4 separate regions of the Homo sapiens genome follow, and regions 2, 3 and 4 are each linked to region 1. The links are chromatin loops, found by intact Hi-C in ENCODE. Cell type or tissue: mammary epithelial cell. All regions are shown on one strand. Links, peaks and the distances in the headings refer to the core of each region. The heading gives the core; the rest is flanking DNA. Region 1 overlaps POC1B-DUSP6 (POC1B-DUSP6 readthrough). Region 2 holds the start of LINC02458 (long intergenic non-protein coding RNA 2458). Region 3 overlaps POC1B-DUSP6 (POC1B-DUSP6 readthrough). Region 4 holds the start of LOC105378255 (a long non-coding RNA gene).

What was found. Hi-C counts contacts between places; a loop is a spot of excess contacts. Peaks named below come from ENCODE experiments on the same cell type or tissue, not always from the same donor. Only the 100,000 strongest peaks of a DNase experiment are listed, where the experiment ranks them.
Region 2: it touches region 1 in a loop (8-fold over the local background); 80 of 110 quality-filtered maps call a loop at or near these places.
Region 3: it touches region 1 in a loop (3-fold over the local background); 22 of 110 quality-filtered maps call a loop at or near these places.
Region 4: a loop joins it to region 1, with 6 times the contacts of the local background. A loop is called at or near these places in 7 of 110 quality-filtered maps.

What each region holds. Positions count from the first base shown.
Region 1 is chr12:89,458,515-89,466,261 of GRCh38, forward strand. The region is part of intron 9 of POC1B-DUSP6 (POC1B-DUSP6 readthrough); the gene reads right to left. It overlaps POC1B (POC1 centriolar protein B), which reads right to left. Exons shown (of 12, transcript NM_172240.3): 10 at 1,124-1,204. Among named protein-coding and RNA genes, the nearest start is that of GALNT4, 62 kb to the right of the region's middle. In mammary epithelial cell, for the core only: a CTCF peak has its summit at 3,439 (motif pointing left); a DNase peak (open chromatin) is centred at 3,447; H3K27ac peaks cover 499 bases.
Region 2 is chr12:89,016,229-89,023,975 of GRCh38, forward strand. LINC02458 (long intergenic non-protein coding RNA 2458) reads right to left here and starts at 3,464. Exons shown (of 3, transcript NR_038385.1): 1 at 3,325-3,464. In mammary epithelial cell, for the core only: a CTCF peak has its summit at 3,515 (motif pointing right); a DNase peak (open chromatin) is centred at 3,433; H3K4me3 peaks cover 260 bases; H3K27ac peaks cover 431 bases.
Region 3 is chr12:89,367,146-89,374,892 of GRCh38, forward strand. The region is part of intron 9 of POC1B-DUSP6 (POC1B-DUSP6 readthrough); the gene reads right to left. Among named protein-coding and RNA genes, the nearest start is that of DUSP6, 19 kb to the left of the region's middle. In mammary epithelial cell, for the core only: no CTCF peak of the experiment used is centred there; a DNase peak (open chromatin) is centred at 3,806; H3K27ac peaks cover 4,914 bases.
Region 4 is chr12:89,222,095-89,229,841 of GRCh38, forward strand. LOC105378255 (a long non-coding RNA gene) reads left to right here and starts at 285. Exons shown (of 2, transcript XR_945169.1): 1 at 285-326. In mammary epithelial cell, for the core only: no CTCF peak of the experiment used is centred there; DNase peaks (open chromatin) are centred at 3,447 and 3,897; H3K27ac peaks cover 1,865 bases.

The DNA.
Region 1 (7,747 bases), core at 1,097-6,096:
TTGTCACTGAAACTCCTAATGAGAGATCTAGGAGGCTTCTCTGCTATGGGATTAACACTGAAAGGACCCTTGAATAATTAGAATGGTTTCTGGTACAAGATAGACTCAAAATGGACTAGTCCTCTGTAGAATTCCTCTACAATAAATACTATTCTTGAGATCTATTAGAGAATTTGTAATGTCATAATGTCAGGGTTTTATTTTGGCTACAAATTAAAAATGTACCCAAAATATTTAACTAAACTGACATCATAGCAGTAGTGTCGTCAAAGACCACGCTGTTCTTCCCATTTGTTCTTACGATTAGTTTTGCACTGACTAGCAGGATCAACTGTGGCAGTGATTTGCCTTGGAAAGAATTAGCAGAATCCTAAATGGAAAGGCTAAAATTCTTAATCTTTGAAAATTTTGAAAACACTGAATAAATAAATTTTATATATGTAATTTCTATCAACAAAATTGTAAGTATTAGAAATACTTCTTAATTTATGGATAATCCATCAAAAGAGATTAACCAACGGCAGTGCTGTTTTTCTTACAGCTTCTAATGAGAAGACTAGAAGTAAGTTTAGCACCTCTGAAGGACAAATAACACAATAGGGAATCTGCTCTGCAACAGCATGTGAAATGTTACCTGGGTGGCATCTTAATACGTGAGACAGTGGGTATGGATTAGACTGAGCTCAGGGACCTCAAAGTAAAAGCTTTCCTGGGAAGGGGAACATCACACACCAGGGCCTGTTGTGGGGTGGGGTGGCAGGGGGAGGGATAGCATTAGGAGATATACCTAATGTTAAATGACGAGTTAATGGGTGCAGCACACCAACATGGCACATGTATACATATGTAACTAACCTGCACGTTGTGCACATGTACCCTAAAACTTAAAGTATAAAAAAAAAAAAAAAAAAAAGCTTTCCTGGAAATTGTTGCTGCTCCCCCCTTGTGGTAAACTATTTAGATGCATTGTAAATATGACTATAAAGTTTTTCCTATACTAAAATGTTAGGCTACATAGGCCACGTTTTATCTCCTCCCCCAACATTTTTTAAAGGAAAATGGATTATGCCAAATGATTAAATGCCACTTAAGTGTCAAAAAAAAAAAAAAAAACCCGACTTACTGTGGTAGAATCAAAAGAAAGGATATCCATAACAGGGGGAGTAGAGATCTGCAAATCGATTACCTCAAGCTTTGGATTAATCTGTGTATATACATAAAAAAAAATTATGAGATTTTCATACCATAAGAAACCAAATACTATTTGTAAAAACCTGGAGGGCATTTTCTAATATATTCTAAAATTAAAATATATTGGTATATTCATTACTATGGATAAAAAAAATTTTAAGCTAAATGTTAGCCTACCAATTCTATCAACGTATAAGAAAAGATCATTTTGGTAAGGTTGAATTCACCCCAGAAATAAAAGGTTTTCACTTTAGAAAATCAATGTAATTTACCTAAAAAGGAATATTAAAAATAAAATAAAATGACCCACCTCAAAAGATGAAGAAAAAAATCCTAGCCAGTTCAGTAAGAAAAGGAAATAAAAGGTATTAAGATAACAATTAGAAAGAAATAATATTCTCATTCATATATAATGTTATCTAGAATTTATTGCTAAATCATTAGAATAGTCAGAGTTTAAGTTAGTCCCAAAATCAATATATGAAATCAACTGCATTTCTGCATTCTAGCACACAGTTAGAAAATGCAAAATTTTAAAGGACACCATTTACAATATCAAAGAAGTTTAAAAATACATCAGAATAAACATACAAAAAAGAGTAAGACCTTATGGAAAAGAATAAAACTTATGTTAACATTAAAAAAGGCTCAAATAAGTAGAAACTGTATCATAAATAACTCAAAAACAGAGTGCTGTATATGGAAAATAAATATATTCAGAATATTCGTAATGAGAAAAGTGAAATTAAAGCAAAATACCACTTAATACCTATTAGACTGCAAAAACTAGAAAGCTCAATGACGCCAACACTGTTTGTAGCAGCATTGTTTGTAATGGCCAAAAAACTATTGGAAGTACCCTAAGTGTCTATCAACAGTTAAACAGGCTGTAAGAATTACTACAGTGACAAATTCACTGGAATGCAATACAGCAGTGAAAACAATTTATGAATGCATGAATTCAGAATTCATATGTATGAATCTCAGGACTTTAATGTTAAATTAAAAAGTAAGTTACGGAAAATATACATTCAATATAATTCCATTTACATAAAGTTCAAACTCATTCAAAATTAAACAATAATTATAGATTCAAATATATAAAGTTACAAAGAAAAGCAACAGAATGATTACCTAGAGTGGTGACTAACTTTGAGGGAGGCTATTTCAGAATTTGAAAAGACATAAAAATTAAAAATAAAATTGAAACATTATGAATACAAAGAAGTAAACAAAGAGCAACAAAGATAGCAGAGTTTTATATCAAATGAATGGTACCAATAAGTGTACTAACGAACCTTAAAGAAGAAACTATTGACTGAGCGCTTATCAGGAGTGTCCAATCTTTGGCTTTCCCTGGGCCACATTGGAAGAATTGTCTTGGGCCACACATAAAATACACTAACATTAATGATAGCTGATGAGCTAAAAAAAAAAAAATTGCAAAAATATCTCATAATGTTTTAAGACAGTTTACGAATTTGTGTTGGGCTGGATTCAAAGCCAGCATGTGACCTGTGGGCTGGACAAGCTTGGCTTAGACAGTGAGAAAGACTTCCTATGGAGGAAACACGGCATATGACGGCTCTTTAATAAAAGATCTAGAAAACAAAAACAGAGAGGGAGATGAGTAAAAGAGCATTCTTCATGGCATAGTGGAAGAATGCTGACATACTTTCACACAGGGTTAGAAAGAAGATTGTCAAGGGTCAAATTGTGAAGGGTGAAGGAATTTGGGAAGGCACAGAAAGTTGGAAGCTACAATGTGCTGAATTGAAAGAGTAATCTGACAGACACATAAAGTGTCATGAATACATTAGGGACGGCAGTGAGGACACTACAGCGTTAATCCAGGTCTGTAGTGATGAAGACTTGGCCAGTGATAAGAGGAGTGGAATAATTTTTAAAGCACTTACCATGCTTGATGGGTATGGCTGTAGTTTTAGAAACAGTAAAATCATTTTATAATTATCCAGCCAGTGTGTTAAAGGGGAGATATAACTGCAATGCTATAGTAAAGAAGGAATAAAGCTGTGCATGGTAAGGATGAGGGGCAATCAGCTCAGCTAGCCAAAACCGTTATCTCTTCCTGGCTGTCCCATAAAGCAGAAATCAAACACAGCCTCCTGCCATTAACTCTAAGTCCAGAGTTGAGGTAAAGAACAGAAATGTGAGAGTGACTTGTTTTCCTTTTAATCTTAAGACTCCCTGTCCAGAGACTGCTTGCATACGTTTTATTCTCTTTTATCTACTGCCACCTAGTGTAGACAGAAAATTATTTACCTAGAAAATACAATCTAGTTGCACCATCTGAAATTGAAACTGCTCAAGAAATCTAAATCACGTAGAGTCAGCACCTGTCATTAAAAAAAATCCTTGACCTACAAGTTGGGAAACAAGTCCTGATGTAATTAACAGTATTTAACTGCGTAAGTTGCTGCCACATAAGTTAAATAGAGCTGGAAGTTCTTACTAAGTAACATTTATAGTCCTCTCCATAAAGAAAATATGCTGAGGGGGTGATATGGTTAAATTCTTTGCTAGCTAACTCTCAGGAATACTAACAGTACCTTGTAGCTCCTGATATTTATTAAAGGGAAGAATATGTTAATAATTAGAGCTGCCTTGAAATGAAGTGGGCTGCCTATGAGAGGCCAAGTTCTCCATGGCTGAACAAGGGTATATAACTGGGACTAATGAATGAGGTAAAGGTTAGCCTGTATGACCTCAAAGGTACCATCCCACATCCCCCATTGAGGTTCTCTGTGTCCATGATACTGAGGAGTCCACGAACATAAAACCTCTACTAATAAATTCCATAAGCCTTCACTAGACTACAAGCTTCTAAAGAGCAAGGAGTATGCCCATCTTGTTCACTGCTGCATACTCTAAAGCTAGTACAACGTCCAGCACACAGATACTTTAATATCTGTTAACAGGATAAAATGTAATTTTGTTTATATTGAAGCATTACATCAAAGTGGTTAAAAACACAGAATGGAACCAGAGTGCCTGGGTTGAAATTCTACTGCTGCCACTTACTAACTTTAAGATTTAACTAACATAGACCTCAATTTCTCATGGGATAATAGTGGTACTTATTTCACCGAGATTTTAGGAATATTAACTTAATTTGTATAAAACACTTAGAACAGTCTTGTATAACTGTTAGACTTTATCATCATGTAATGAACATTTACTGAGGCCTGAAACAGTATAAACATATACCCCAGTTAGAAGTAGAATACAAAATGGATAGACAAGTGGTCATTTTAAAAAATCATAAATGGTGATGTTTTCAACCTTATTAGAAGATTGAGATAAAAACCCAATCTCAGACTTAAAAACTTAAATTGATCACTTGTACTTTTCAACAATGAATCATGGTCAGACTATCACAAAATATTATTATATAAATATTTGGTTAAGGTAAAGGACATTTTCCTTCCTGCTAAATATCATACAGAATTTCATATGCAATTTATATGTTAAGGTAATCTAAAATGGCCATAAAAAACTGAAAGCCATCAGAACATTATTTTATTAAAAAAATCTTTTTAACCAATTATAATCCCTGCTTACAATATTCTGCAATTCTCCTAGAATAACTATTTTGATGCTTTACTGTCATTAAGAGCTATCGCCATCGCTTAGAGTGGCTCTACTGTCTTCTCATCAAAATGTGTAAGAAAGAAGGGAACTGCTGCTCCGGAGAAAAATATCACACACACACACACACTGAAGGAAAGTCTGGTTTTGTCTAGGGGCAGGACAATGCAATCCAACTCATGACAGTCTGAAGAAGATAAAGTCAGCATGAACTAGTGATGTGCTATAGCACAACATGGGTAGGGTCAAGATACCTTGTGTAAAAACTGGGCTTCTTTCCCATCAAAAAAAAGAGAGAGAGGTACTGTTCTCATGTTTTTAATTAAGATGGAGTGCCTAGGCCAGGAGTACTACGAAGGATCTGTAGTTAGATAAGTAGGAAGAACCCGGGAGGGGGCTATTTCACATAGAGAGAATTTGATATTTCATGCCTTCTTTCATGTGGCCTCCTTCTCTCATTTATTTTAAAAGTAATATGGCTATCACCCCCTCTATCCATGTAGGAATTAGTAATTTATACATTTAGTCAGCTGGTACCCAAGATCTAAGACTCTGCAGGATTCCCCACCTTCAAACAAGTGAAGCGCTTAAGGCTAGCAAAGGGGTGGCTTTTGCAAAAGGCCAAACTATTTTACTCAGCAGATTGAGATTATGCAATTCAGATGAGTCTCATAGAAAACATAATACAAATCATAAAAATGTTATCTCGTTTCAAACTCAGAAATAAAACACTCATGGTCACTGCAAACAGAGAAAGAAAAATTCATCAGTTCACTTAGATACCATTTATTCTACATATTTTAATAAGATGTTTATTTTCCTTAAATCCTAATACTGACCTCAAAAAAAGATTTCTTAGTTTTAAAATATTTCCCAAGTAACTGCATGTAAATTTGCCTAAAGCTTTGAAAAAAACTTAATCTACTGAATTTAGTATTTCAAAGTAAAGTTTACTAATCATAAATGAACACAGCACAACTTCTATTCTGACTATTCCATTCTGTGTGAAAGTTTTGAACTAAGTAGTCTTTGGCTTAGTGAGGGATCCATATTTATTAATTTGAAGTAGAGTCTTTAAAACACAATTTGGTACTTAACAATTATTTATTCATAATACTAAAGTTGTTCCCTGTCTAGAAAATTTCATAACCTTGACTTTTTTATAAGAGTTTTTTTTTTTTTTTTTTTTTTGAGACGGAGTCTTGCCCTGTTGCCCAGGCTGGAGTGCACTGACATGATCTCGGCTCACTACAACCTCCGCCTCCCAGGTTCAAGCGATTCTACTGCCTCAGCCTCCTGAGTAGCTGGGATTATAGGCACGCGCCACCACACCCAGCAAATTTTTGTATTTTTAGTAGAGACGGGATTTCACCATGTTGGTCAGGCTAGTCTCGAACTCCTGACATCATTAGCCGCCCACCTCGGCCTTCCAAAGTGCTGGGATTACAAACATGAGCCACCGCACCTGGCCCAAGAGATTTTTTCAGGAAAAAAAAAAAAAAAAGAAACAATTACAACAATTGGTTGTTCATATACAGAATCCTATCACTCTTCTGGCATTTTATATCACAGGGCCTCAAAGTGTTTTACAAAAGCAAGTCATGTTTTATACTTAATTTAAGCAGCCATGCATGTTTACAGATAATTTAAACTGTGTACACAGAGGCTGACTACCTTAAGGTCACAAAAAAAAAATTCAGTCACAAGGCTCAGCATTTTGTAGAGTGCAATTGAACTCTAATTCCACGATGAAGAAAAGTCAGTGTTTAATAGAATTTTTAGGGGTATACGTGAAAAATTTGTTTGAGAGTGGCTTTGCATGGCCTGGGTCAGCCTGACCCAGCAACACAAAGCAGCCCAGCTGGTTTAATGGCTTTTTGGCTATACCATAAGAGCAGAGCCACTCAGGCAACTCCTTGACATTTTAAAGAAAGCCTAGCACTCTGAAATGAACTAGGGCTGACAGTAAATCAGAGAAAAAATGGCTTGAGTCTCTGTGCTGAGGTGAGTGTGGAGTCATGGAAATAGCACCTAATTCACGAGGAAAGCAGTCTCGGGATCAGCCTGCAGTTCTGCCACCCAACACCCTGGAAAGTGGCCAAATGGATATTTCCCTCCTGATCAATCTTGGCCAAACCACAAGATGACAGAATAAAAATACCAAGAGTTAATAAAACCAACTTGGATAATACAAGAAAAAAATACTCAAGTTAAATTAAAATATATTTCACATGTATTTTATATGAATTTATATAATCACAGGGATAAGAAATATAACTAGAAACAGAAGCAAAAAATGGGAAAACCAAATTAGATTACTTTTTTCTTTTAAATAAAAGAAAAATGATAATACAATAAGTAGTACAAAGAAGTGGTAACATGATTAATACTTTAGAAGAACTGAAAAGATTGTCAGAAGTTGGAAAAGACAAAGATTATAGCCAAGAACTGAAAGTCAACACTACCAGGGAAAAGCAAAGGCAGAAATCCCAAGATATGGCTGGATTAAACAAAATCTAGAAAATAGTTTAAAAAACAAAGAACAAAAACATATACTTAGATGCACAACTGGAGACTAGCAGAAGTGCCTGAGATAACAGCAAAGACCAAGACTAAGGAAAACAAAATGAAAGAAGTGATGTGGCTGAGGGTACATGCACAGCATGAACAGTGAATGCGGCTACCGTGCATTGCTGCTCAGGAATACATCTCAAGAACTCAAAATACCTAACTCTAAAAGCAAAGAGACTGCCAGTGATAAAAATTCAGATGAACAGGTAATTTCTGAAGTCAGCTCTTAGAAGAGAAACAGCTGAAGAAGAATAATGCAAAATAAGAATAGGCTAACATCAGCTAAGCATCTAGCAAAGATAAATCTCTCTTTGAAGACAAAAGAATGCTTAAATCATAACACTTAAATTCATAGGACCTAAGGGAATTTGTCAGC
Region 2 (7,747 bases), core at 1,564-6,563, 440 kb before region 1:
TTACTGATTTTTTTTCCTGCCGTTGAAATAATTATTTTACTTTGCATCGAACATCTTTGAGTCTATTGTCAGGTATTTCTCATCCACATTTTTATTTTAAAATCGGGGCTAATGCAATTCCATTCCTAGATATTTTCTTAAAGAATTGAAAACAGATACTCAAATAAGTAAATGTAACTCATGCTCACAGCAGCACAATTCACGATTGCCAAAAGGTAGAAACAGCCTTAATGTTCATCAACAGATGAATAGATAAACCGACTGTGGGACATATATATATTCTGTTGTGTATATATCTACAAAATAGAATAATATTCAGCCATAAAAAGAAATGAAGTACTGATAACATGCTACGATATGGCTATATCTACAAAACATGTTGAATGAAAGAAGCGAAACACAAAACATCACGTATTGTATGATTCCATGTATGTGAAATACTGTATCCAGAATTGATAAATCTATAGAAACAGAATGCAGATTGACAGTGGTCAGGGCTGTGGAGGAAGGGGTAACAAGAAAAAACGCTTGATGGGTAATGGACTTTACTTTGGGGTGATGGAAATGTTTTGGAACTAGATAGAAGTAGGTGATGGTTACACTGAGTTGTCGACCTTAAAATGATTGATTTTATGTTTTATAAATTTCATCTCAGTGAAATTTAAATCAATTATAAATTGATCTTTTAAAGTCAGAACTAATGACCTTTCATCCAAGATTGCTGCTGAGGGCTCTTCTGTTTTTTCTTTTCTAGATGGAGTCTTACTCTGCCGCCCACGCTGGAGTGCAGGAGCGATCTCGGCTCACTGCAACCTCCGCCTCCGGGATTCAGGCGATTCTCCTGCCTCAGGCTCCCTAGCAGCTGGGATTCCAGGTGTGCGGCACAGTGCCCGGCTAATTTTTGTATTTTTAGTAGAGATAGAATTTCGCCACGTTGGCCAGCCTGGTATTGAACTCCTGACCACAGGTGATCCATCCGCTCAGCCTCCCAAAGTGCTGAGATTACAGGAGTGAACCACCGCGCCCAGCAGCTGAGGGCATTTTCTTTGTTGAGGAAAGTAATAGTGATGATCAGATTTGTAATTTTCCTGTATTAAATGCCTAGAACTCTACAGTCAACAGATGGCGCTCTAGTTCCAATTGTTACAGAAGTTCTCTGCCCATCCGCAAGCAAAGCGTTGTTTTCATCAGTGAAAAGAGAATAAACACTGTGCTTTAACTTTTTTACGTAGCTAAAGAAAATAAATAAAGCGTCTTAATTCCTTTCAGAGATTACTTTCAACTCAATTATGAAGTTAATATTAGACAGCGACTTTTAGAACAGAAGTCATACTTGAAAATATTATGCATATCAAAACAGCAGATAGAGTTTTAAAAAGCAAGAGTTTTACAAGCAGATAGACCTGGATTCTAATTTAAACCCTACCATTTTCTCACTGTGCGTCCTTGAGCAATTTGCTGAAACTCTTTGAATCTCAGTTTCCTCTTCTGCAAAATTTTGACAATAATACCTACTTCTGAAGGTAGTTTTGACAATTAGAAATAATGTCACATGCTTTGCAAAACATTTAGTATGTAGTAACTACTCAGAAAGATATAGCTATTCTAATTAGTGACAGAGAACATACAAACATACAGGTAGGATTTCTCTGCCTTAGATCATATGTGTTTAAATGAGTTTGAAGCATCAGAGATCTAGTTGTAAATTCTGAGTAAGCTGAAAGTGTTATACGGTTATGCTTTCTCTAAACCAATCATTGAAGTGATGCCATATTAATATGGCAGAAAGTTTGTAATATATTTTTAGGTAGAGAGAAAAAAACAGATTATAAAATGGTAATATAGTGTCATCCCAATTTTGTTTAAAAACAGTATACATCTAGTAAGATATAAACCAAAATGTTAAGGTTAGTTATCACTGGTTTATGAGACTATAGTTTATTTCTATATTTTTAACACTTTTCTGCATTTTTAATATTTTCTATAATAAATAAGTATTCATTTTTCATGACAAAAAGAAATGTCATGTAATAATATGAAGTCAAACATATATCAAATATTGATACTGCAAAAGTTTTCTTTTGTGAACCAGTTGAATCCATAGAAGGACCGCTCTCAGAGCTCAAACACAGTGCTCCAGGGTGCTACCTGCTGCTTAGAATTCTCCATAGGAGAAACGAGAAAAAGAAAAACCAAGCCCAGTTATGCTTCTCTGTGCCAGTTTTTCAAGCCAGCATATATAGAAGTATCTAGAAGATATACAAATGATTAGGAAACAGGAAGTTCAGCCAGCCACATTATTTAGGATCATGTCAAATACATCCCTAAAAATTAAAAAGTAATAATGATTTCCGTATTTCTTATTAATCTTAATTCGTGAGACAAGGCCTTTGTATCAATTCATAATAAATTTAGGAGTATTCGTGAAAAATTTTAAATACAATATATACTTTGACCAGCAACCCCACTTCATGGACACTGACCTACAGAAAGACACATTTGTGTACCAAGTTTCATGGCCAAGAATTGTACAGGAAAACATTGTAAGAACAAAGATTTCCACTAAAGGGGAAATGATTTTAACATTATGAGACATTTATACTATGTAATGCTATCCATCTGCCAAACAGAATGCTATAGACTTCTACATATGGACATGGAATGATCTCCTACACGTATTAACTGTAAGAAAAATAAGCAAATTCAAGAACTATTTCCCAAAGAAACCCCTTTTATGTTTTAATAAATCTATATGTGTGTATAGATTTGTATATTTATATATGTAAATACATAGAAATATTGAAAAGGTCTAGAAAGATACATACCCAGTTATTAACAATGACTATGTCTAGGAAAGGTCGTTTTTAAAACTTTATATTTTCTGAATTGTTTTAATTCCTTCATACACACACATTTCCATTTATAAACTTGAATTCAGTTGAACTCTTGGCAGGGATGGAAGACATGGTGTCCATCTAGCCACAGAGACATAACTGATAGCTCAGACTGGTAGGAGAATCAATTAACGCACTCATTCAACAAACATTTATTGAATATTTACAAGATGCCAAGCCTATGCTAGAAACTGTAGGTGCAAAAATGAAAATAGTAAAACATTGTCTCTGTCTTCAAATTTTCCACGAAGGTATACATACCTCATTAAAAAAATCTGGATTTTCACTTGTTCTTTATCTTATATGTTTTTTATAAAGTTAGTAGAAACAACGGTTTCTTAGTGTTGCAGAAAACGCAGTAATGAATCATTAACAATGAATCATTAACAATGAATCAACAGTGGCTCGAGGAAACATCTTTATGACTTACATCATTAAGATTTGAAGAATTGATTCTGCTCCCACCTCCTAACATATACCCTTCTACCCCTAAGCTCACGGTTGATGCCAAAATCTCTTTATTGTGAGTTACACGGAGACAGGAGCAGCGACGCAAGCTACGTGAAGTCTACTAAATCCACTGTTGCCCTCTCGGTAAACCAGTATGAATGCAGCAACAGGAAGGACCACAAGATGGCAGACTGGAAACGAGTCATGGAGCCTACAGCAGGCGATGAGGTGCTACAGCCAGTGGAATCCCGTAGCCCTGGCATCTGAAGAGAGACTGGGAAGGGCTTTATAGATCTGTTGAACGGAGGGATCAGAGCGAAGAACAATTTTGGCACCACTCTAGTGCTTGCTCACATCTCTTAGTGTTCTATTTAGTTGTTTTTACCATCTAAAAAACAAACCATGTTCATCTCTTCTTCCCACCCCAAATAGATAGTCATACTCATCAAAATCAATCATAGCTTTCTATTTTAGTATGATTGAGTAGCAGAATTTTTAAATTGGACAGGATCTCCCCAAATTTGAGGATGAGGTGCTTCATGCATAGGGAGGAGGCAGAAAGATAGATAGGGACCTGGTGGGACAAAGAAGCACAAGTCCACATTGTCATAAGGAAAGGCTCTTTTCATGATGTATGGGGACTAGGGTTGAGAAATTATTTTCAGGAAGTTGTGTGAGTAAGGCCAAAACTGTAATTTTCCAGACTTTATACCTGTGCATGCAGAGACACATAGGTAAAGATGTTGAGTAATGTGAAAGTGTACATTGGTGCTGCTGTTCTTATTTAAGCAGATAAAGTATCTACATAACCTATGATCCAGCCATTTCATTCCTGGGCATATATCTCAAATAAATCCTCACACAGGCTTGCAAGCATATATGCACAAAGATGACAGTGTGGTTTGTAGTGTCCAGCAACTGGAGGTAACCTGGGTGCTCATAATTGGGAGAGTAGATAAGTAAGTGGTGGCTTACAGATATTTACAGGATCATGCATAAAAGGGCAAATGGCCAAGCAGCACATATTTTGACCTGCCAACACGGTGTTGACCAGGATGGCTCTTGGAGACAGAAGGAGCAGACATCTGGGACCTCCAATATTGTCCTATCATACTCTGAGACAGTGCACAGCAATCTGGCAGGGCCAACTGTCTGACTCTAGGAAAAGGACATTGAACCTTGAGCTAGGAGGTTTGAAAGCTGTGATTGAGGTGGCATTGGCCTCTTTTGAAAAGCAAAATCCCAAAGTGTATTTTGAGAACATTGATAATTTGTTGTCAAGACAAGTTGCATAAAAAGCCGGCCCGGCACGGTGGCTAATGCCTGTAATCTTAGCACTTTGGGAGGCTGAATGGGTGGATTGCCTGAGCTCAGGAGCTCAAGACCAGCATAGACAACATGGTGTAACCCTATCTCTACTAAAATGCTAAAAAATTAGCCTGGCATGGTGGTGCGGGCCTGCAGTCCCAGTTACTTGGGAGGCTGAGGCATGAGAATCACTTGAACCCGGGAGACGGAGGTTGCAGTGAGCCGAGATCACACCACTGCACTCTATCCTGGGCCACAGATCAAGACTCTGTCAAAAAGAGAAAAAAAGGCAAAAGTAGAATAATTAATACTGTGTGGTATAGACACAGAGTCAAATTTATTGACCAGAACAGAATAGACATCAGGAAGAGAGTACACCTGTGAAAAACTAAATGCACAAAAATACAGAAGTCTGACATTGCCAGACATTGGTAAAGATTTGAATGAATGGATATTAATACACTTCTGATGGGAACACACATCAAATTAATCGCTTTGGAAAACAGTTTGACACCTTCATATCAAGTTAAATAGTTTACATGCAAAGACCAAGCAATTCCACTCTTAGGTACCCTAGAAACTAGAAGAATTGTTGGGCATGTATACCAAGAGAAATGAATAAAACATGTATCACAGTATCCTTCGTATCAGTAAAAATTGAAAAGAAAAAAAGAAAAACCTTCCAATTTCCAACAACAAGAGAGTGACTAAATGAATTATATTATAGAATAATTATGCAGTGGAATATTACACAACCTAAAAATGAATGAACTAAAGCTACTCACAAGCATAGAAAGACATTTTAGAAACATAATGTGAAATGAAATAAGTCACAGAAGATGACATATAGCATGATACAAATAGAATGTTCAAAATCAAGCAAAAGTATACAATGTTATTGTTGGGGAAACATTAACTAAAAAGAACTAAACTACTTCTAAAAATGTAAGAGAATGACAAGCATAAAATTTAGGAGAGGAGTTAGTTACCTCTTAAAACGGAGGCACAGGCTGGGCTTGGGGACAATCACATTCCTGCAAGGGCTGACTGAGGTAAGATCAGTGATGGAGTCACAGATATGCCTTATATAACTTATGTAAATGTTATTGTGATTTTTATACATTAGTTATTACATTAAAAATGTTAACATATGTATTAAAAGTAAAAAATAAAATCCAGACATTAATGACAGGATGTATTCAGGCATGTTTAGCAGTTCACTTTTCTCCTGTATTTATTTCCTTTAATACTTCCTTAAATGTACAAGGGTTAAACATCATGCTCTTCAGATTCTTTCTCACAGGTATTCTGTCAAAGACGAACAGGGGTAGATTTGGAGAAAAAAAAGGAAAATCAAAGAACACTTCCGGGTACAATAGGGCCCTGAAGAAACAAGCTTTAATCTGTCACTATGGTAAAGGTGAACTTCAGATAGTAAAGAGAACTTCATTTTCTCTTTACATCACTTTGTCTGATTGAAAAATTCCACTTACATATGTTTTAGTCATTCAAACTAGCCCATCAATTTAAGGGTAAGTTATGAGGTCCTGCTATTTGTAAAATTTTAACTTGCAACAGGATATCTCTGCTAGCCTACAGAGTAGAGCATGGGCAGATTTATGCATTATTGGTTTGTGTCTGCTGCCCATAATTTAACAAAACTTACTTAAAATTCTGAAGGACTACTGAACAAAATGTGCTTGTCTTTGGATAACATAAAATTTAAATTCTCATTTTAAGTATTTAGCCTATTGTTTTTTAATGTTTGACACCTTAGACCCTTGTAATTTTGCAAAGACTCGCATACATTTGGATCAAAAGCAATTCGGCTAACTTTTTATTTTGTATAATATCATTCTCAGCCATATTTACTTCTTAAGTCATGTTTTTCCTGAATACCAGACTTCTTTAGTAGACGCTAAGGAATGAAAGCATGATATAAAGAACACAGGATTTAGAGTGTAAGGACATGAGTTTAAGTCTGACTTACTAAATGGTTCAAGTTTCTTGGCCTTTCTGGGCTTCAATTTACTCATCTGGAAAATGAAGAAAATAATTGCATTAGTCAAGATTTTTTGTGTGTGCAATTCAATTCAATTTGTTTGTCAATTCAATTCAAGATCACTTAAAAAACAAATTCAGGAACTTCACATTGCTGGAAGTTCAGTAGTCAATGCAATTAGATCTAGAACATCATAAGTCTCTTTCCCCATCTCTATTTTCTGCCTCTCTCCAAATACTCACATTTTTATTCAAACAAACTCTCATCATTTGGTGGGAAAAACTACTTCTAATTGACCTAGAGTCACATTCTTCCAGTTCAGCCAATTCAGGAGGATTTTTTTTTTTTTAAAAAGGATAATTCTCTCACCCAACATCAGATTGATCATTTTAATGCTCATTTCTAAGCCAATTACTGCTCCAAGAACTATAGGCTGTTATAACTGGTCTACCTGAGCTCACATGCTCACCCCTGAGAACAAAGCAGTAGATATACTAATTGACAGACTCACCAGGGCCACTCGTTTTGGACAAGAACAGATCCCCACAGCAGGCAGAAGTGATGTAGAGCTGAAACTCAATTTTCCACTACAGTAGTAATTTCTCTAGCTAGAGTGTTACAATGACTGAAAATTTGGGACACAGCACTTTTTATATTGTAGAATACATTACATCTTTGGTTAAGGTGATTTTTTAATTTAAAAAAGTATGAAAATATTCAAAGAGAGAACATAAGATCCTATTAAAGTAAGGCATCTGTTCAAAACAAGTCATTTATTGTGTAAGATTAGACAAAAGGCTATATATTTACAAAGCAAATTATATAAAAATGAAGGAAATAAATATTAGTTTTATGTTTAATATAGATTTTTTTGAGAAATAAAAGTCATCATAAAATCTCCAGTGACTTTAAGTGCCCACAATAAACTAAATGTCTAATTTTCTATCGAGAACTAAATGTGCTCAGGGGTGTGAACATGTCATGATTGCTTAGCTTAATGGGTGGGAAGTAAATGCACTCTTAACTAGAGGGAAAATTTTTTCTAAAGATCATTGCAACATTTATAGAACTACACACAATTTTATAAAATTGA
Region 3 (7,747 bases), core at 909-5,908, 92 kb before region 1:
GGGAGGATCACTTGACACCCAGAGTTCAAGACCAGCCTGGGCAACATAGTGAGACCCCATCTCTACAAAAATAAAACTAAAAAAATTAGCCAGGTGTTGCAGGCACCTGTATTCCTAGCTACTCAAGAGGCTGAAGTGGGAGGATCACTTGAGCCCAGGAGTTTGAGGTTACAGTGAGCTATTATCAGGTCACTGCACTCTAGCCTGGGAGACAGAGCGAGACCCTTTTTTTTTTGAGACAGGGTCTCACTCTGTCACCCAGGCTGGAGGGCAGTGGCGAAATCTTGGATCACTGCAACCTCTGCCTCCTAGTTTCAAGTGATTCTCCTACCTCAACCTCCCGAGTAGCACGCCTGGCTAATATATATATATTTTTTTAATGGAGACAGTGTTTCACCATAGTGGCCAGGCTGGTCTCGAAAACCTGACCTCAATTGATCCACCTGCCTCGGCCTACCAAAGTGCTGGGATTACAGGCATGAGCCACCATACCCAGCCAACCCTGTCTCTTAAAGAAGAAGAAGAAGGGAGAGGAGGAGGAGGAGGAGGATGAGAAGGAGGAGGAGGAGGAGGAGGAGGAGAAGGAGAAGAAGAGAAGGAAGAGGCAGAGGGGGAGGAGGAGGAGGACTAGAAGGAGGAGGAGGAATTATCTTATTATCTTGCCCATTAAATAAAAAAGCGTAAAAGTCCCTTGCTTCTTTCTTTTTCAGAATGGGGATAGTTTAAAAGTGTCTGTTTGCAATCCCCAAATATCATATTGCTTTTGGCAGCTGATATTCTTTAGCAGCTGATTAAGTGATACATATTTTACACAAAACAGAATATCCTGAATCAAAGGGATTTTGAATATTTATTTGAACTGGCTTTATCTCAGGTATATATCTGGAATTCACTGAAAATAAAATGGGTGGTAAGGACTCAAAGATGACAGAGGATAGCAACAACAATAACAAGATGGAGATCAGGAAGTAGGTATGCAAATACCTGTAGGTTGGATGTATATAGGAAAAGCTACCATATCAAACTGGGCAGAAGCAACCAATCCAGAAAAATAACTTCTAGCATCCAATCATATTGTGGTGAGATTAAACTCACAAGAAAGTTAAATGAGGTTTAGAGAACATATTCTCAACCCATACATACTTCATTGGAGCAACTCTTGTTAATCTTAAGGGGAATTATGGAACTCCATTCTTCCTTCTTATTTAGAAGAAAATAGATTCAAGGCCAAATTTGTAGGCCAAATTGAAGATATAACGAGATTTTTTTTTTAACTCATCGTCTTTGCCAAATTCTCTAGAACATAAAACCTGAGGCAAAGATTACTTGCTAAGTCTATGTTGGGTGGTGCAATTTCAGGGCTATAAAAGGGAATGAGAAAAAGGTGAGGCAGGAAAGGAAGGAATGCAAATACTAGACGGTGTGTTAAGGAGCTGGACATAACTTCACAAAGAACAAAGCCTGTTGCTGGGTCCTGCATGTCACCTTGAAACAGTCCATCAGGTGGGGAGGGCAGTGGGAGGAGCAATGGGGGGAGAAAGAGGAATTTATCTTCTTGACCTCTAGTCCCTTGATTCAAAATTTAACTCTGATTTAAGGGAGCCGTTGGGTAAGCCAGATTCCACATCCCACTAAACTGCCTGGAAGAGGTGGGAGGAGAGCAGCCATTAAGGTATGAGGTACAGAGTCCCATCAGGTGAGACCCATGTCTGTAGCCACTGAGGTTCCTGTTGCAACAGGTGAGATGTGATCTTCCCAAAGCCCCAGCTTCTTCCGCAGGAGGCTGAGACAGCAGGCCCACGGATGTCCATTCAGGAAGAGGCTAAGGCTTGGGGGTCAGGTGAAGAATCTTGAGAGACACAAAAATTGTTCTAGTATAGTCATGACTTAAAATTATAAAGAATAATTTTCAAGTCTTTTAGCAAATCCATGAATTGGTGTTTTTGTGGAGATATGAATGACTTTCAGTAAAAGAGTCACCGAATCATAATAGGTATGGAGGTGGAAATTCTATTATTAAGATTTATGATTACTGAAATATTTTCATGATTACTCAGATCCATTTCTGGACTGACCTTATGCTTAACCAGATGATGTTTATTATTAAAGCTGATTTTTAACGAGTGTTCATTAATAAAAAATGCTCTTAACCACAAGGCTTTGTTTCCAAGTGATGTATAATAATATGTGCTAAAACACGAATCTCAATTTCCAGATGCATATTTTACCAAAACACCTATTGCACTAAGGAAAATATGACAAATTCTTTTTTTTGTTTGTTTTTTTCCTTTTTCCCTTTGCTTTTTATTGCTCAGGAAACTATGATTGATTGAGTTTATGAACACATGAACAGGCAAGCACGTACACTTAAAAGATGAAACAAAGAAAAAAGTTGATCCATGTCATTCCATGAGAAAGGCTGCCCGCAGCACTCCAGCTCAAACACAGTGTCCCCTCAAGCTCTCTATCCCCCTCCCCACTCCCTCACCTTCCCTCTGATTCAGGGAAATCAGATTGGGAGGTTAGTGCATCATTGACAGAGAATGCCCTCCTTCCACGCTCTGTAAGTCTCCCCCAGAAGCGGGGAAGGCAGTTCCCTTCAGTAGCGCACTTAGGGTTGATTAGTGTTGGTTCCACAAGTTAAGGCACTTCAGGCTGCTTTAGTGGCAGCGTGGTTCCTCCCCTCCTTTTTTAAGGCATGTGTCCTCTAAGAGTAGTAAAGCTTTGGAAACTGTGCAGACTGTTAAAGTTGACAGCTTAATACAGGATCATTGAAGTCAGCAGGCAAAAGGATCCTCGGAGACACCTCCCTCAGACCAGAAGCTTCCAGAAGGCCTGGGCAGCTCTGTGTTTCGGCTGGGCATGGCACACTGGAGCCCCCCGAGGCCAGAGGGTGGTGCGTTCAGGTAGCAAAGACAGGTGGGCTCCGTCCCGCCTTCACCTGCAGCTGCCCTGGCTGCTGGTGGAGAAAATATGACAAATTCTAATTTTTCTGCACATTAATGTGCTGTGGTATAGGTCTAAGGGAGGGGGCGCAGATGGTGGTGATGGAAGTGGAAACAAAAAAATCAATGAAAGAGACTCTTGATAAAACAAGCGTCATATATCTAAAAATAAAATAATAACAAATGGTTATCCTAGCGTATACATCCAGATGACATTTGGAAATTTGCATAGAAGTAACAGAAGGGCTAAATGAAGCCTTCTGGAAAAGTCATAGTCTTTCAAACTTTATGTACTCTTGGATTCTAGAAACTCACTTCAGTTATTTAAGTGAAATGACCAGAATTAGTGTCATCTCCATACATTGAGCAGGAAGTTAACTTTGAGGAACTATACATGAGCACTTGTCCCTGAGGTTGTAGTATCTTTATGTCCTTTCCACGCCCTCGCCACAAAAAGCCCCAGCAAGAACAATCAATGTTTTCCTGCTTAACCCGTATTTTTATCTGAATGTACATTCTCCCTCCTCCCTCTTCCCTCTAGGCATTTGCTAGGCCCTTAGGAGGTCAGGCAACTTGCACTGTGGCACATGAAGAATATTCACATACTTCATATCCTGCAGGAGAAAGGAGACAGCACAAGAAATTCTGTTGTCACTAATTGAAAGTAGTTTATCACTTTATCTTTAGAAGGTCTAATGCCAAAACTTCAAGGAGATAATAAATAGTCCAGTCTGGGTTTGAGCCTGGAGTTTGGATGTCTAAGATGACTCCGAGCGGATGTGGATTTACGTGTTAGTACCTGAAAGTGGGCACAGCCCCCACCTTGGAATGAATGTACACTTCCAAAGGACTCGTTCCCACAGGGTGGTGGAAGGAACAACAGAGACAGCTATGTGCCCACATGCTCAGCCATCTGCCATTCCAACCACATGTCTCTCCCCCCGTTTCCTGCAAATGATTCATCTATTCTTTTTCTCCTTCTTCAAAGATAACTCTGTAAGCACTTAAGGAGGGGAAAGTCATTAAGAAAAGTGGAATCTGGAGTTATTAGGATGAGATAGAGCAGATTAAACAGTCTGGAATTTCACAAAGCAAACAGCACAGGGTGCGGACCCTGGGCCCGTCTCTCTCCTGCTGGTGCATCATTTCACAGGTTATCATCCTTCATGAACAGGTCAACAAAAATGGCCACAGGTAAACATGAGCATATGAGTTGCTAAAGAGAAAGAAAGACAGAGAACAGCAGAAGTCAGGAGGATTCTGGATTTTCCAACTGGAGCCTCTGTGCATCTTATCCAGCATCACAGACAGTGTCTGTCGCTAAGTGATGCCAAAGGTTTTACACCAATGAATGGGATCTTTGTGACGTTTTCCCAATAACAGACCAAAAAGCTGCCACTAAAATCATGCTTTTAAAGGAGATCCTGAACAATAGCCAGTGAAGGTGATTATGGCCATGTCCCCATGTCCATGAGGAGGTGCTTGGTGGGTATTTGTTGAATTGCATCAAACTGGAGTTGGATGGGACTCAGTTCAAATCCTGACTCTGCTTCCAGCTTCTGGTACATTAGGCAAGTTGCTAAACCTCTGGGCTTAGGGGATAAAGACACTACCTCACAGGGTGGAGTGAGGAGTAGAAGATAATATACGTGAAGTACTTCATGTGGTCTTTGGAAAGAGGTAGATAGATAGGCAAATATCAGGTGATTACAAATACTCCTTATAATTTCACTTCAGTTTGTACCGCATCTCACACCCTGAAGCTAGCAGGGTAAAGAGCTCTCAGGAGAATGAAGAGGCCTCTGGCCCATTCTAGTATGGTCTCTCCCATCAGGAGGGGAAAGGCAAATATTGCATGGGACCTGGCAATAAGATTGAATGAGACATAAGCAAAGTCTGATCGCATCCTTATCCCCACCCCTTAACAGCCACTATATCCCTTGAGGCAAGTGAAGGGCCCCAGAAGTGAGGGATCTTATTGCTAAGTAGATCAGACAGAGTTCTTAAAGATTCTAATATGTTGCCTGTATTGTCTCATCTGTAAAATGGGTGTTAAAATAGCACTCATATCTTGGGTTATGAAGATGAAAGAAGATAATCTATGTAAAGGACTGAGCACAGGGCCTGGGACAGTTAGTGATAGATACATGTTAGCTACTGTTGCTATTTTGTATTCCATGTTCAATCTATGATATTGATTAACCTGTTTATTGATTGCTGGATTTTCATTTAGTAAATTAATTTTCAATAAATGATTTTCACTTAAGCATTTGTTCACGCAGTCACTTCATTCATTTATTTATCATAAAACATTTATCAAGGTCCTATTCTATACTGACACTATGCTGGGCTCAAGAGATGCTGAGGCTTTTTGGGCAAGAAGGTTGAAGACTAGGCAGGGAGAGAGACCTGAACTAAAGCAGGAGAAGGCAAGGTGTAGTATACACATCATGGAGACATGTATAAAGCATTCCTGGAACCCAGAGGAACCAGGAAGTGCTGCTCATAAAAGATGCTTTTTGAACTAGATCTTGAAGAGTGAGTAGCCCGAGGAGTTTGGGCTTGCGAATTCTAGATAACAAGAACAGCTTGCCAAAAGGGATAAAGTTGTGAAACAAACAAACAAACAAAAAACAGGGTTTGGAGCCAGGAGGACTTTGGTGTGAGTGGTGTTTGGCCATTCTGCCTGGTGCCTTCCTTTGAATTTAGGTTCGACCCCCTGTGGGGGCCACAGAGAGTCACCTGCAGCTCAGTCTTACCCCAGGTGCTGGGCCCAAGTCTGCTCTTAGAGGAAATGTAAGTAGCTTATATCACTCAGTATCGGGTCAGCTAGGCTCTGGGTTCTGTTCTGAGCTCCTGCTCTATTTCTAGCTGTGAAGTTTCCACTTGATTCCTGTCACAGGCTCTACCTTGTATTCCAGTTCAAATAACTGGGCTTTGGCCTTTGTTCTTTCTTCTACATTCTGCCTCTAAGTTTCTCTAAGACTGGAATTTTGCCTTTCCTTATCAGTCCTTCCTAGAACTTCAGTCCCTCCCAGAACTTCAGTCCCCTCCTTGGCCCTGGGGCCTCACTCCAGGCTGCTTGATCCACTTATGGTTATTGCTTGCTGGGTTCACCTTCTTCTCCTTTCTGCAGGTGGAACACAGACTGATGACAACCACGTGCTGAGATCCCCTGTTACTGCCTAGACACAAATTGCTATCTAGGTCCTGTTTCACTGCCTGGCAGAACTGCCTTGCTACTTCTGGTTTGGCTCGCCATTGCCTGAATTCCTAAACTCCATTCTGAATATTACTAGTGAAAAATGCACGGCAGGGCGCAGTGGCTCATGCCTGTAACCCCAGCCCTTTGGGAGGCTGAGGCAGGTGACTCACCTGAGGTCAGGAGTTCGAGACCAGCCTGGCGAACATGGTGAAACCTCGTCTTTACTAAAAATACAAAAATTAGCCAGGCATGGTAGTGGGCACCTGTAATTCCAGCTACTCAGGAGGCTGAGGCATGAGAATTGCTTGAACCCGGGAGGCAGAAGTTGTAGTGAGCCGAGATCACACCACTGCACTCTAGCATGGGCTATATAGAGCGAGACTCAGTCTCAAAAAAAAAAAAAAAAAAAGAAAAATGTGCTACTTTGGTATTGAAATTAGCATCCAACATCAGCTTTTGGAGATACAGGTTATGCCATATACTTTGGTAAATTTCCCCCAAGCATTTAGACTTACAGAAGATATGCAGTAAAAGCTGTTGGAGTATATGCTACAAATGAGCCTTGGTGGTATGGTCCCAGGCCTTCCTGTGCTGATTAGCATTTTATGGCATGTATAATTTTCCTTAACATTGCTCAGGGGATTAGGACACTAGTCATATGCTGCCAGCCACAAGTTTTAAAAAACCAACTTAGGAATAAAATCACAACAGGAAATGAAGGCCATTTGGAAATTTGAGAACCCACATGTTCTCTATGTTATTTTCTTTTCTTATTTTTTTTTTTTTTTAGGAAGAGTTTCAAAGTTTCAACCTGTTTTAATGCTTGCCCATCTGGTTGTTTTATTAATGAAAACAGCAGCATCTTCTAATGCTCTTGTGTGAGGCAACAGTATTTTCCCAAAAAAATCACAGAAAAAACTTTGGGATTTGATGTACCATATTTTGTCTTTTACTTTTTTTCTTTGAAAAAATAAATCCCAACTGGAGATCATTTTAGAGAGAGTATGTGCTTAGAAATATTCAGTGAGTCATGCCTGGTGTTGTAGGTCTATTCCGGTGCGTGGGGTTTCCAGAACAATTACATAAGTGTTAGCATAGCCAGGAACTTTTGACATTTGTGGCAGCCTAATGGAGTTCTTTTCATCATTGAAAATATTCTAACTGTTGTTTCCTTAAATCTAAAATGCATAAAACTAGTGAAGCAGGATAAATTGATTCTGAGGCATTTCTATCCAGTATGCTTTGTTGGCAAAGAAACTGAAGAAAATTTACTTGAAATAAAATACAGGTGATCAAGCTGTTAACAAATACAGTGATCTAATCATCTGGCAGAAAGTGAGAGGATAAATTGTAAGTGAGACCTTTTTGTTTCTTCTCTTTCTTTTATCTATCAAGATTTCCAGCCCAGGCGTGGTGGCTCACACCTGTAATCCTAAGCACTGTGGGAGGCTGAGGCGCGTGGATTGCCCGAGCTCAGGAGCTTGAGACCAGTCTGGGGAACACGGTGAAACCCCGTCTCTACTAAAAATACAAAAAATTAGCCAGGCATGGTGGCTTGTGCCTGTAATCCAAGCTACTCAGGAGGCTGAGCTAGGAG
Region 4 (7,747 bases), core at 857-5,856, 240 kb before region 1:
TAGCTCTTATTATTTTGAGATATGTTCCATCAATGGCTAGTTTATTGAGAGTTTTTAGTTTTGGCCTTTGGATGGGTTTTTTGTGTGGGCATCCTTTTTGTTGATGTTGATGTTATTGCTTTCTGTTTGTTAGTTTTCCTTCTAACAATCAGGCCCCTCTTCTGTAGGTCTGCTTGAGTTTCCTGGAGGTCCACTCCAGACCCTATTTGCCTGGATATCACCAGCAGAGGCTGCAGAACAGCAAAGATTGCTGCTTGCTCCTTCCTGTGGAAGCTTCATCCCAGAGGGGCACCCACCTGATGCCAGCCAGAGCTCTCCTGTATGAGGTGAGGTGTCTGTCAACCCCTGCTGGGAGGTATCTTCCAGTCAGGAGGTATGGGGGTCAGGGACCCACCTGAGGAGGCAGTATGTCCCTTAGCAGAGCTTGAGCGCTGTGCTGAGAGATACTCTGCTCTCTTTGGAGCCAGCAGGCAGGAACGTTTAAGTCTGCTGAAGCTGCACCCACAGCCGCCCCTTCCCCAGGTGCTCTGTCCCAGGGAGATGGGAGTTTTATCTATAAGCCCCTGACTGGGACTGCAGCCTTTCTTTCAGAGATGCCCTGCTCAGTAAGGAGGAATCTAGAGAGGCAGTCTGACAACAGCTGCTTTGCCACACTGTGGTAAGTTACAACCAGTCCGAACTTTCTGGCAGCTTCCTTAACACCGTAAGGGGAAAACCACCTACTCAAGCCTCAGTAATGGTGGATGCCCCTCCCCCAACCAAGCTCAATTGTCCCAGGTCAACTTCAGACTGCTGTGCTGGCAGTGAGAATTTCAAGCCAGTGGTTCTTAGCTTGCTGGGCTCCATGGGAGTGAGACCTGCTGAGCAAGACCACTTGGCTCCCTGGCTTCAGCCCTCTTTCCAGCAGAGTGAACAGTTCTGTCTTGCTGAGGTTCCAGGTGCCACTGAGGTATGAAAAAAAACTCCTGCAGCTAGCTCAGGGTCTGCCCAAACAGCTGCCTAGTTTTGTGCTTGAAACCCAGGGCTCTGGTCATGTAGGCACACAAAAGAATCTCCTGGTCTGCGGGTTGCCCGCCTTCTGCGTTGGTCTCTCTGGGAGCTGCAGACCAGAGCTGTTCCTATTCAGCAATTTTGGCTGTGTCTCAAGCCAATGTTTTAAATTGTAAAATTTCAGTGAAATACACAATTTCCATCAAATGACAATATAAAACTTACAGTCTAAATATATTTAATAGACCTAAAATAAATTGAATATCTATCAAAAATAAAACACTCTAGTGTTAACCAAATGTATAATTACATTCTTTTTTGTCTTTGGTTTTTGATGTTGTTGTTGTTGTTGTTTGCACAACACAGTCTTGCTCTGTCACTTAGGCTGGAGTGCAGTAGCACCTTCATAGCTCACTGCTGCCTCAAATTCCTGGGCTCAATCAATCCTTTTCCACCTTTTCGTCCAAGCTCAAAAATCTTTCTCAACTGCCGTTAAGATCACACTCACTCCCCAACCTGGATAATAACCAATTAAATGCTTCAAATAATCTTTCTCTGTCTTTTGACCAGGGCTTCAACTTCCACTTAAAAACCTGAACTTGACACCTTTTTGCTTTCTTAGTGGAGTTAATTAGGGAATAATTTTAGGCAAAACAAATCCATTGAAACATACAGTGATTATATAGATAGCAAATAGTAAACATTTGCAGAAGACAATGAAATGAAATGTTATACTGCCCACTTGTAGGCATAGTTTTAAGCATCTTACAGAGAAATGAAATTGATTGAATTTTTACAAAAGTCTCATGTGATTAACACCTTCAAGAGTAGAGCCATCTTCAGAGAACCCAGAGTCACGAAGCTCAGAGATTCTCCCCCGGCATTAGGAAGATACCTTTAAATTTAACCCAAAGCTTGCATGGAGTCATCAGAGATCTGCACTTTCTTTCAAAAGAAATCAGCCAAATTATTTTTCTTTCATTTTTTTTATCTCATCATGAAATGAACATTCAATGCTATATATTCCCTCCCACTAATAAGGCTAAAATTTAACCAGAAAGATGTAATCATACTTTTCATTTAATAATGTACTTTATGGATATTTCAGACTCAACCTCGACTAAAATTTCTTCTTTTGTATCTTTGTGATGGTTAATTTTATGTGTCAGCTTAACAAGGCTAAAGGATACTCAGAGAGCAGGTAAAACATTATTTCAGGGTGTGTCTGGGAAAGTGTTTCCAGAAGAGATGAGCATTTGAATCAGTAGGCTGAGAAAGGATGCCTTCACCAATGCAGATGAACACCAGCTAGTCCTTTGAGGGCCCTTTTAAGAAGAAAAAAGGCTGAGGAAGGATGAATTCACCTCTTGGCTTAAGCTGGAACTTCCATCTTCTTCTGCCCTCAGACACCAGTACTTCAGGTTCTCAGGCCTTCAGACTTGGACAGAGACTTACATTATTGCCCTCCCTGCCCCCACCACATTCTCAGGCCTTTGGAATCAGTCTGAGACTTACACATTTGGCTCTCCTGGTTCTCAGGCCTTTGGAGTTGGACTAAATTACACCGCTGGCTTTCCTGGCTCTCCACCTGGCAGATGGTATATCATGGAACTTCTAGGCCTCCATAATCACATAAGCCACATTCTATCAAAAATTCTTTTGTTCTGTTTCTCCAGAGAACTGTGATTAATACAAACATATAGTCCTTTTTCTGTGTAGTAATAGGTATGTATTCTTTCATCTGCCCAGCACCCTTCCCTTTTCTGGCACAGACCCACCCATTCCTATTTCCATCTTCCCTCACGCCACTACATGGTTCCCATGAGAACTGCCAATCACAAGAGCCCATCCACTGTGCAGAGAGGCTGCGTGTGACCTGAGCTGGACCTTCCTGAGTATCTGCAAATTGGGACTTACAAAAACGGGACAATCCTTCTCTGATATCAAGGCTTAGGATCTGAGTCTGAGAAGGAGGTAACCTTGTGGAGGAGGTCTGTAGGAAAACATGTCGAAAAGAAGTGAAAGTTAAAAGAGAGAGAGACTGGAAGGCATGTAAGTCTCTGTTTCCAGTGATCCTGCAGACCCAGTTCTCTCCTTTGCTCTTCCCTTTTGCCTGCACTAAAAGGAGACATTTGAGGTTGCATTTCTGTTACTTGTATGAAAAGGGTCCTATTTAATATAGATTCTCTCATTATTCCTTTCATTAAGGTTAGACTACGAAGAGGAAATCCCAGCCTAATTCATTTTTCATTTGATTAGCATATCTGGACCAAAAAAAAAGTTTAGTTCTAAGAAAATCTGAACCATTGGCCAATTGGTAGTAAGAGCTTCCATCACATCAGAGCTTCCATCCAGGCAGATCTTCACATGCAAAAGCTCTCCTTTGCTCTTCTGGCTCCTGAATATAGATGAGCTCACCAACGTGACCTCACTTCAGAGAGCACTCAGATGAAAGGAAGTGTGATGTCGGTGAGTCAAGGGCAGAGGCGAGACACCCGCCTCTCAACTCAAGTTTCCAGGCAGAGAAAACCAAAGAGGGGGGCCAGGTGCAGTGGCTTACGCCAGTAATCACAGCACTTTGGGAGGCTGAGGTGGGAGGATCACTTGAGCCCAAGTAGTTTGAAACCAGCCTAGGCAACATAGTGAGACCCCATCTCTACCAAAAAAAAAAAAAACTGGGACAAGATTCTAAAACCAGCTCACACTTCAGGCTGGTAACTCATGCTTTTGCTGCCTGTGGAAGTTCAGCCTTGAGGCCCTGAAGCTGACTCCACAAACAGCTCAGCTGCTCCCCTACAGTGCTCATTGCTTTATGCTGCAATAACAGCCACTCCTTTCTCTGGTTTGGGTCCAACAAACAATCCTTCCCTTCTCCTCTAATACCAACCTCTCTGTAGTGAGCTCATGTCCTCCCTCTCTCTTCCTCTCCCTCTGACTCATGGTGCTCAAAGCTTTAAGAAATAAAAACCTGTTGGACCAGCCAGACTGGAATCATCAACTTCAAATGGGCCAGCCCTTCCGTGAAAGGGAATCTCACTTTCATTGTTAGCACCAAGGCTCTGAATTACTTAACCTGGTCATGAAAAGCCCCAAACCCAATTCTTTCTTTCACCAGTTAAAAACAATAGTTGTTATATGTCTTTAAAAGGAAAAGAAAATACACCTTTAGTAAAACAAAATTACCCTGGTATTTCCACATCTCAAAAGCGACGTCATTCATGTAGTTTTAAAACTAAGCAATGAAGTGATTCCTTCTTCCCTGTAGTGTTTTTAAACATAGTTTTGTTTTGTTTTTTGGCTTTGGCTATGAAACAAAATATTTTAAGGGAGCCAAATTCAGAAATATAAGAGCCGTCAGCAGAAGGGATTTAAACACAATCATCTTGAAACTTGAAGCACCAAGCATAAAACCTGTATATTTTATTTTTTCAATAAATATTTACAGAATTTATCATAAAGTGGTTTTCCAGTGGAGAAATAAGGATGAGAAATAAAAATGTGTTACCAAATATTTGTGGTATAAAGGAGTCACTGTTGTCCAAACCAAAAAACAATTCGCTAGATCTCTAATCTCTCAGAATTTTTAAATAAAAACCCGGATTTTTAATCACTTTGCTGAAAAATAAAATCTTTATCTTAGGTATCAGGGCAAATAAAAGCATTTTGGGGGGTGGGGGGGGCTGTCTCTGTCCTCTGTAAGCAGGACCTTTAAAATTGAGTTGATATGTTATTACCTCGCTCTCCCAGACCAAAGATGATTTCATCAAACAATTCTTGACAGACTCAGGTGAAGTTTATTTTGCTTCTGACCCAGTGGTGATGTTCCTGTGAGATCTTGGTACATATAGTTCTTATGATAAATATCTTTAGATTTGTGCAGGAGAGCAGAAGAAAAGAATTTGTTGAGGCAAAATTCCTTGATTTGAATTTGAACCTGCACTCATCATTAGGCAGTCTATAAAACAAGGTGCAATCAAATAAATTGAGCATAGCAATATTTTTTCAGCATTATTGTCCTAACTGGCCAGCGAGCTTTGTGGATGGTTTTAAGTGGTTTGGCTGGTCTTTTCTGTAGAGTAGTTATCCATGAAGAGATGATTAGCTTTCAATTACATGTAATGAATGCTCACTTGGGTTTCTTTGCACAACCCCCTTTTCTTCCCCTATATTCAACCTCTGGGATAATGAACTCTCTATAAACTATCCCAGTACTCAACTAAAAAAAATCATGACAAGGAAATACAATCATATGGCTAGCTCTGTTGGTATTTGGTGAGTTCTTGGGAAAATCATTTTCGCTAAATATTATTGAAAATGCCCTGGCATAAAGCTTGTAATTGGATTGTTTGTAACTCAAAGGACAAATGCTTGAAGAGATGGATACCCCATTCCCCATAATGTGGTTATTTTACATTGCATGCCTATATCAAAACATCTTATGTACCCCATAAACATATATACCTACTATGTACCCATAAAAATTTTTAAAAATTGAAAAAAAAATTAAAGAACAAAAAACATCAGACAATTTAAAAAGAAAAATTTTTAAAAAAAGAAAAGAAAAGAAAATTCCCTGGCAAATTCCAGCCAAAGAAAGATCTAGAAAAAGCTATGGTTTACTACATATTTAAGCTCCTAAATAAAGATGTAGAAATGTAACCCCAGCCTACTGAGGGTTAGGTCTTCCTGTATTTTGAAATGAGAGAGGCCAGGCATGGTGGCTGTAATCTCAACACTTTGGGAGGCCGAGGCAGGAGGATCTTTTGAGCCCAGGAGTCCAAGACCATCCTGCACAACATGATGAGACCTCATCTCTACAAAAAATATTTTTAAAACTTAGCTGGGCGTGTCAGCACATGCCTGTGGTCCCAGACACTCAGAGGCTGAGGTGGGAGAATTGCTTGAGCCCAGGAAGTCAAGGTTGCAGTGAGCAGTGTTCACACCACTGCACTCCAGCCTAGGTGACAGAGCAAGACCTTGTCTCTAAAGACAAATAAATCAATGAAAGAGAGGCAGTGAGTTCTTTAATCATCTTTACATTTTACTTTAAAATTCACTGGCATGGTCCTTCCTGAGATTGATTCACTTCTGATAATGCTTCTTGTAAAGAAAAGCCAAGTAAAATCAAAATTGAGAATAAGATATATTAATGAACTGAAGTAAGTTTGCACAGCTACACAATGACAGAGAAGGGATTTTTAAACCCAAGTCTTTCTGATCCCAGAACCTACATGTGATTTTGCTACTTTGCCTCTTATGAGATAATGTGGATCTGATGCATACACAAGATCTCCAAATGTTTTTTAGCCCCTTTGATTTCTTTTTAAGGATAGTGAGCATTTGCATAGGCACTGCTGAGTGTTTTTGTCAAGGACATAGTACAATCCATTAAGAGAATCCAAGCAAATGAATTTCCAATCTGTCTTCGGTCATTCAGTTCTCTATTCTCCCTATCAATCTAAAGCAGCAAAATCTGATCATTCTTTCTATTCGCCTCTGGAATGTGTTTTTTGTATTTTGAAAATGAGTGCTTCTCATGTTCCAGTAATTCACACCAACTCAAATGTTTTAAACGAAGCCAGACTGTGAAGGAATTTGAGAGGAAGTAGAAAACTGCCAATGATTGCTCCCAACTCATCCCTGCTCACTCCATTCCATGCACAGCTGGCCTGAACATAAAGCACCATCCCAAATTTAGTATAAAATTCATTCTAAAGACTCTTTCATGTCATATCATCATCTAGCTGGATAACAATATGGGCTTTTAATTCCCTTTTCTAAAATTTTACACTATCCAAAAATTAAATCAAAATGTTTCTTCAGAATCTCCTGGTCTCTTTTTTAATTTGATGAAGCTAGCAGCTTGCATCCACTTACCAAAGTGACAAAAACAAGATGAAAAATGAATCTAACTGCTATTTATATACAGCATCACAACATGAGCTGTGTTTTCTAAGTCGGCTGAAAGGGGTGCAATCTTGTTGAGCATGGCCAGCTGCTTTCAAATTTCTTGATAAAAGTTTTCTTCAGGTGATTATCTGTCTTTTGAAGAGAAGGAGCATACTTCAATGCCAATATAGTGTTAACTTAAAATATTTACATGTAACACTCTAAGAGGTTACAATAGTTAACAAAGGAACACTACACAACAATAAAAAGGAGCTAACTACTGATACACACAATAGCACAGAAGAATCTCACAGACATTAAGTTGAGTGAAAGACATGGACTGGGGCCTGAAAAGGGTGGGATTGGGGGGAGGGCGAGCATCAGAAAGAGTAGCTAATGCATGCGGGGCTTAATACCTAAGTGATGGGTTGATCTGTGCAGCAAACCACCATGGCACACATTTACCTATGTAACAAACCTGCACATCCTGCACATGTACCCCTGAACTTAAAATAAAAATTGAAGATTTAAAAAAAACATTGAGTGAAAGAAGCCAGACACCAAAGAATATGTACAGCGTGATTCCATTTAAATGAGCTCTTTCACAGAACTCAAAACTGGTTAACTGGTTATCATAGTGTGGAGGCTAGGAGGGATATTGTCAGGGAAGGGATTGAAGGAAGCTTTGGTGCTGGAAGTGTTCTGTATCTCTATCTGGGTCCTGGTTACATGGAATATATATAACATATATTATATATATAATTTATATATACATAAAGTCATTGAGCTAAGTACTTTAGATTGGTGCTCTTTAAGGCCTTTACTCAATGTACTTTATATTTATACATGAGTGAAAATATTTTCTAAA